Regions from separate parts of the Homo sapiens genome. Here region 1 is linked to region 2. Evidence: read pairs that join two places in POLR2A ChIA-PET (ENCODE). Cell type or tissue: OCI-LY7. All regions are shown on one strand. Links, peaks and the distances in the headings refer to the core of each region. The heading gives the core; the rest is flanking DNA. Region 1 overlaps TGFBR2 (transforming growth factor beta receptor 2). Region 2 overlaps OSBPL10 (oxysterol binding protein like 10).

Region 1 (2,923 bases), core at 195-2,694, 1.2 Mb before region 2:
TTACCAGATTTTGTGTTAGTTTCTGCATTTTCCATTAAGCTGCCTCAGTACTTTGAGATAAAGAATTGTTTAAATCCTAAATGAATAACTTAATTAAAAAGCACATCTTCATTTAGACCATCCTTATTTCCAAAGCTCTTTTGATGAAAATCATTTCGTGCATTTTTAAAAATTCCCTAGAAGAACTTAAAGATCTTGAGGAAAGGACCATGTCTTATCCTGTCCCCCTTCCCTCAAGGGTTTAAATATGAGGGCTGTCAGAAAGCAGCACATTTTCGTTTAGGTTGACTAATTTTGCTGGTAAGTAACAAATTACTTTAGTTGAATTGGAATGTTGTAAAACTCCGTCAGTCGTGTATCATTATCTTGCCTCTATCAGTCTGTGCCATTTACCAATGTTTTGACCATCACCAAGAGAGTTATTTAATCATCTTTTATTTTCAATAATAAATTATTTCCTTGTTGCTACAGCACTCCAAGTCCTGTCAACTGAGGGAGAATTGTTTTCTCAGTTGCTGTCACTTTAGGTAAAGTACCAACTTTAAAGCACTTCTCAGCAGAGGCATAAAGTTATTATTTTGAGAGTTCATGAAATAGTGCTCCATTCTACTCTTTCACTTGATCTAATATACCATTTGCATTTATATGGCTTAACTTTTTTAACTGGCTTCCTGTTCTTCTCAGCCCCAAACCCTACATTCTGGTTTTTGACTCATCTCATAGTCCCTGCAGTCAGTCTTTGCCAGATAAAGGCACTGTTAAAGTGAGCTTTATCAATGAAAAACTTAAGAATTTCATGTATTGATGACAGTATTTACTATAAACTGCTTGCTTCTCCCCAGCTTTCAGAAATTTGTTTTATTCACTGGGTCCTATTAGAGCTGAAAGAGCATGATTGAGAAAGTTACAATTGTTTCAGCTTTTTGAATATGGCACAAGTGCTAGAATTCTGAAATACTGCCTTTGGCAACAATGTGTAGATATTTCCACCTGCAAGAGTCATTTTAAATGTTTAGATTTTGTCTCCTGTTATGTGGCCTGTATCTCAGAGAGGTCCCCTGCCACTAAAAACAAAAACAAACAAAAAACAGAAAAATAAATGAAAATTCAGCAAGCGTTGGGGGGACTCAAATTGTACTTCATTCTTCAATGATACAAGAAAGCAAGAAAACCAAGTATGCATTTTTAGGATTTATTTGGGGTCATTGGGGCTGGTAAGTGTTAAATAGGAAAGGATGCAATTGAAATTCCAGCTCAGTTATTTTATGTTTGTCACTGGAGAAAGCCAATTATTTTTCCGTTCAGCTACAGCTTGTTTCATTCCGTAGAAGACTAAAAAAACTTCCTTGTAAATTGCATTTAAAAAAATTTGAGTTTAAAGGTACAGCCAAGATTTCAATTTAAAGTACCTCATTGGATGAATTCATTTGAGACACAAGTAATCATTCCTTAATCCCTTAATTTGTTTGGTAAATACAAATTTATGTTTATGCAGTTTTCTTAAAGCAATCATAGCAAACTACTAAATTCATGAGCCAAAATGCTAGTGAAACTCAAACCTACAAAGCTAAATTCCCTCAGTTGAACAAGTCCAAATGAGGAAATCACACACATAAATGCATAAACACACACACTCACACACACACTTCCCGTATCAGCTCTGTCTCCATTTCTGACCTCATGTTTGCATTTAAAGGCAAGTAACTGATTCACATGAGGTTGCCGTTGTTAATGTTGCCTCTCAAACTAGAATATAAGCCATAGGAGGGTAGGGACCAACCTGGTGTTTGTTTTAGATGTCTTGTTGTGTGGAGAGTATCCCAGACATTTGATATCCTTAATTGTTGGCCAGATGGTAGGTAGTTTCAGTGTGAAAATATATATGTATGTGTGTGTGTGTGTGTGTGTGTGTGTGTGTGTGTGTGTGTGTGTATAGTACTGGGATTACAGGCGTGAGCCACCGCACCCGGCCCGTACTAGGTATTTTACTAGAATTATTTCCTGCTCTAAGAGATTTTAGAGTATTGATTATGTCATTCTTGACAGGTTTTAAAAACTATATTAGTATTACAAAAACATGTGCATGAAAAGGAAAATTGATGCTTTTGAGCTTATCTCTTTATTTTCTGCCCACATGGTGGTCTCCCTATTAGGTATTGTTTCTCCACTTCTGATCCTGGTGCCCAGAGGCTATGTGGGGCTGTCACTTGAATGAAAGCTGCATGCATCTGCCATGACAGAATCTGCCTTGCATTTGCTCATTTATAATGAAAACATTTTTTAAGTACAGAAAAATAATAGAAAATTCAAAAGTAACAGAAGGGTATGAAATAAAAAGTTGCTTCTCAACCTCAGTTTTCTACCTATTTATTTTCCTTTTACAGGGCCAAATAATGTTTGATTCTCATGTCCTTGCATCTACTCCCAGAGACCGTCTAAATATATAAGCATGCATGTGTGTGCACGTGTGTGTGTGTGTGTGTGTGTGTGTATTCCCTTTAAAAAGCAGTAACAGGCCAGGCGTGGTGGCTCAAGCCTGTAATCCCAGCACTTTGGGAGGCCAAGGTGGGCAGATCACGAGGTCAGGAGATCGAGACCATCCTGGCTAACACGGTGAAACCCCGTCTCTACTAAAAATACAAAAAATTAGCCAAGCGTGGTGTTGGGCACCTGTAGTCCCAGCTGCTCGGGAGGCTGAGGCAGGAGAATGGCGTGAACCTGGGAGGCAGAGCTTATAGTGAGCCGAGATCGCGCCACTGCACTCCAGCCTGGGTGACAGAGCAAGACTCTGTCTGAAAAAAAAAAAAAAAAGCAATAAAAGCAATAACAACAAAACAGAAATGGTGGTGTGTCAACCAGGGTTCCAGTTGCAAGCAGATGGCACCCTCAAATTAGGGAGATTTAAGGAGAGTTTAGTAAAACA
Region 2 (2,923 bases), core at 125-2,624:
CGGAGGGTTTTGTCAAGGAAGAGGCCACTCAACAGAGACTATTAATCACTATTTAATTCAAATAAAGGGGAGAGATGTAGCAGCTCCCCTCAAAGAGCATTAAACTTTAAACACTTCAAATTATTTCAAGTGAAAGCAATTCAGAGTAGCAAGAAGAGGAGCCTAATCTGAACTGGCAGGAATTTGGAATTACTGAACATCTTCAAGGACATTAGATGTTAAGACTTTCAAGTGAAGAATATAATGAGAAGCAGGTTCATCAGTGACTGCCTGATGGAGAGCATCTCCCTGAAGATAAAACGACCAACTCAATAGTGACCCACGAGAACACAGCACTCAGCAAAAGAGCCTCGGCTCCAGGTTTTAAAATACATTTTTAATAATTCAAATTTTAACCACTTGAGTAACTACATTTTTAATATACAACTGACCAATGCAAAAGATGAAAATTTTGAATAATATCAAAAGGTACACCTAAATCCCTATATACTTTCAACCATAAATCTCTTGTTCCCCTAACAGCACCCCTGGCAACCACTACTACTAGCCTCTCGTGTGTCCTTCCAAAGATTGGCAGGGGGGTGGGGGGGAGAGACAGAAAGGGAGAGAGAGAGAAAGGGAGAGGGAGAGGGAGAGGGAAAGAGGGAGGGAAAGAAGGAGGGAGAGGGAGAGGGAAAGGGGGGGAGAGAGAGAGAAAGAGAGAGAGAGATACAGAAAAAGTAAGTATGTGTGTGTCTCTCCCGTTTTTGTTTGACTGGTTGGTTGTTCCTATCATGGTATATCTTCCCCACAGCCTGTGTTTTTTTTTTTTTTGAGACAAGGTCTCGTTCTATTGCCCAGACTGGAGTGCAGGGGCGTAATCATGGCTCACTGCAGCCTTGACCTCCCTGGGCTTAAGCAATCCTGCCATCTCAGCCTCCCGAGTATCTAGCTGGAACTACAGGAGCACGCCACCACACCAGGCTAATTTTTTTATATTTCTGTAAGACAGGGTTTCCCTATGTTGCCCAGGCTGATCTCAAACTCCTGGGCTCAAGCAATCCTCCCATGTCAGCCTTCCAAAGTGCTGGGATTACAGGTGTGAGCCACTGTGCCCAGCCCCCTATGTTTTTTAACCTTTTCATCAACTTTAATAAATTAAATTTCTCTTTTATTGCAGAAGCTCAGTTTTTTATCAGAAATACCCCATTTCATTTCACAAGCTGTGCCTTTCCAGTCTTGGGCAGTCAGGTACTGCTTGTTTCGCAGGGCCCAACTTAGCTGGGTCCTGAAAGCACAGTACCCCTCACGGAAACTCATTCAGTGTCTGGCTCTGTACTAAGAGCACAACAGACATGATCTCATTAATCCTCACCACAGCATACAATTCAATCCTCACATCAAAAATTACTGTCCTCATTTCAAGGAATAACTTGCCCCAGGTGGCACTATAGGGCTAGTTCTGAACCGGGTACTGCCCCCAGAGAGCCTAGAGCACTTGCCTTTAATCCTGCAGCATCACAGAAAGTGAGATGGGAGCCACTCAAAACCAGATGCACAATGTGAACAAGGCCAGCCTGGCTGAGTCTGGATTATACTGGAGCTTTCTGATGCATGGGGAATATAAACATTTGGGCAGTCTATCAAAACTTTTAGGGGGAAAGTCATAACAATCAGGTTTTAGAGATGCTTCTTAGCCACTCCTTCATGATCATCTTCAGGTAGAACTTGGCTTAACAACCAAGTTATCCATCAACAGAAATGTTGTAGCAGAATTGGGTGAATCTGTGTTATAAAAAGAATATTGTGACATGCTTAATATTACTTAATCCTAACAACTGCCCTGTAGGGTTGATGCCATTATTTTGCCCAATTTACAGAAGTGAAAACTGAGGCTAAGAGACATTACTCGTTTACTGAGTTACTTGAGATTACAAAGCTAGGTAGTAGCCTGTGAGTGGCCCAGGCACAGCCAGAAACCAGGTTTTTTTTTTTGTTGTTGTTTTTACCTAATTCCCTACATTGTCTATCACACCAGATCCTCCATTTGTTCTAAAAAATTTTGTCTATGTCAAAAAAAATGGGAAAAGTAAAGAGACAAACCATGAAATGGGAGCTGGAGCTTCCGGATAGCTGAATACAGGAGGCTCTAGGAGGGTGACCGCCCAGGGAGGGCGTAGAAGTTCCACGCCCCTTCCCTTATACCTCACCCTACATATCTCTTCATCTGTATCCTTTGCAACATCCTTTATAATAAACTGGTAAACATAAGTTTCAAAGGGCAGATTTACAATGTGTACATGGCCTCCAGCCATGCAGGTTGTTCTCATCAGTGCCACGCTGCCTCACGAAATCCTGGAGATGATCAGTAAGTTCATGATGGACCCAATCTCCATCTTGGTGAAATGGTTTTCTTTTGCCCTTTCACTTTCTGCCATGGGATGCCACAGCAAGAAGGTCCTCACCAGATGCTGGTCCCTCAATCTTGGACTTCCATCAAGGGAACATCACTAACGTCATCATCATCCCAAAATGAACCTCTCCCAGGCTCCTTAAGTTTATTTTTCTGTGCAGCAACTGCTTGTGCTGAGACATTGGAAAGGGCTTTGGTTCCAGAATCCTTGAGGAATACACAATTCATTACAGCACCCTTACCTTGTAGTATAATCACATTTCTGCTTAGGAAGGCCAAGAGCCCAGCAAAGTAGGTGGCATTCCCACATGTAATCAGACTGGCCCTTGAGGCCTAAGAGTGAGTGAAATTTTCCAATGGACTTGGAGATTGCCATGTAGGACTTACTCCAATAACAGTTCCATTTGGGCATGGAGAGTATCTTAAGAATGGTGTGGTGGACATTGCTCACATATACCTGGTAATCCTCTCCCTCCTGCGCACATTGGAACCAGCCCTTCCTGCTCCCTTACATGAAGTCTGAGTCAATGA

Evidence for each region. Peaks named below come from ENCODE experiments on the same cell type or tissue, not always from the same donor. Only the 100,000 strongest peaks of a DNase experiment are listed, where the experiment ranks them.
Region 1: POLR2A ChIA-PET joins it to region 2 with 6 read pairs; 1 of 35 experiments calls an interaction of 5 or more read pairs at or near these places.

What each region holds. Positions count from the first base shown.
Region 1 is chr3:30,634,269-30,637,191 of GRCh38, forward strand. All of the region lies in intron 1 of TGFBR2 (transforming growth factor beta receptor 2), which reads left to right. Among named protein-coding and RNA genes, the nearest start is that of TGFBR2, 29 kb to the left of the region's middle. In OCI-LY7, for the core only: no CTCF peak of the experiment used is centred there; DNase peaks (open chromatin) are centred at 1,663 and 2,673; H3K4me3 peaks cover 2,434 bases; H3K27ac peaks cover 2,500 bases.
Region 2 is chr3:31,857,201-31,860,123 of GRCh38, forward strand. All of the region lies in intron 3 of OSBPL10 (oxysterol binding protein like 10), which reads right to left. Among named protein-coding and RNA genes, the nearest start is that of OSBPL10, 120 kb to the right of the region's middle. In OCI-LY7, for the core only: CTCF peaks have their summits at 1,442 (motif pointing right) and 1,644; a DNase peak (open chromatin) is centred at 1,441; H3K27ac peaks cover 2,321 bases.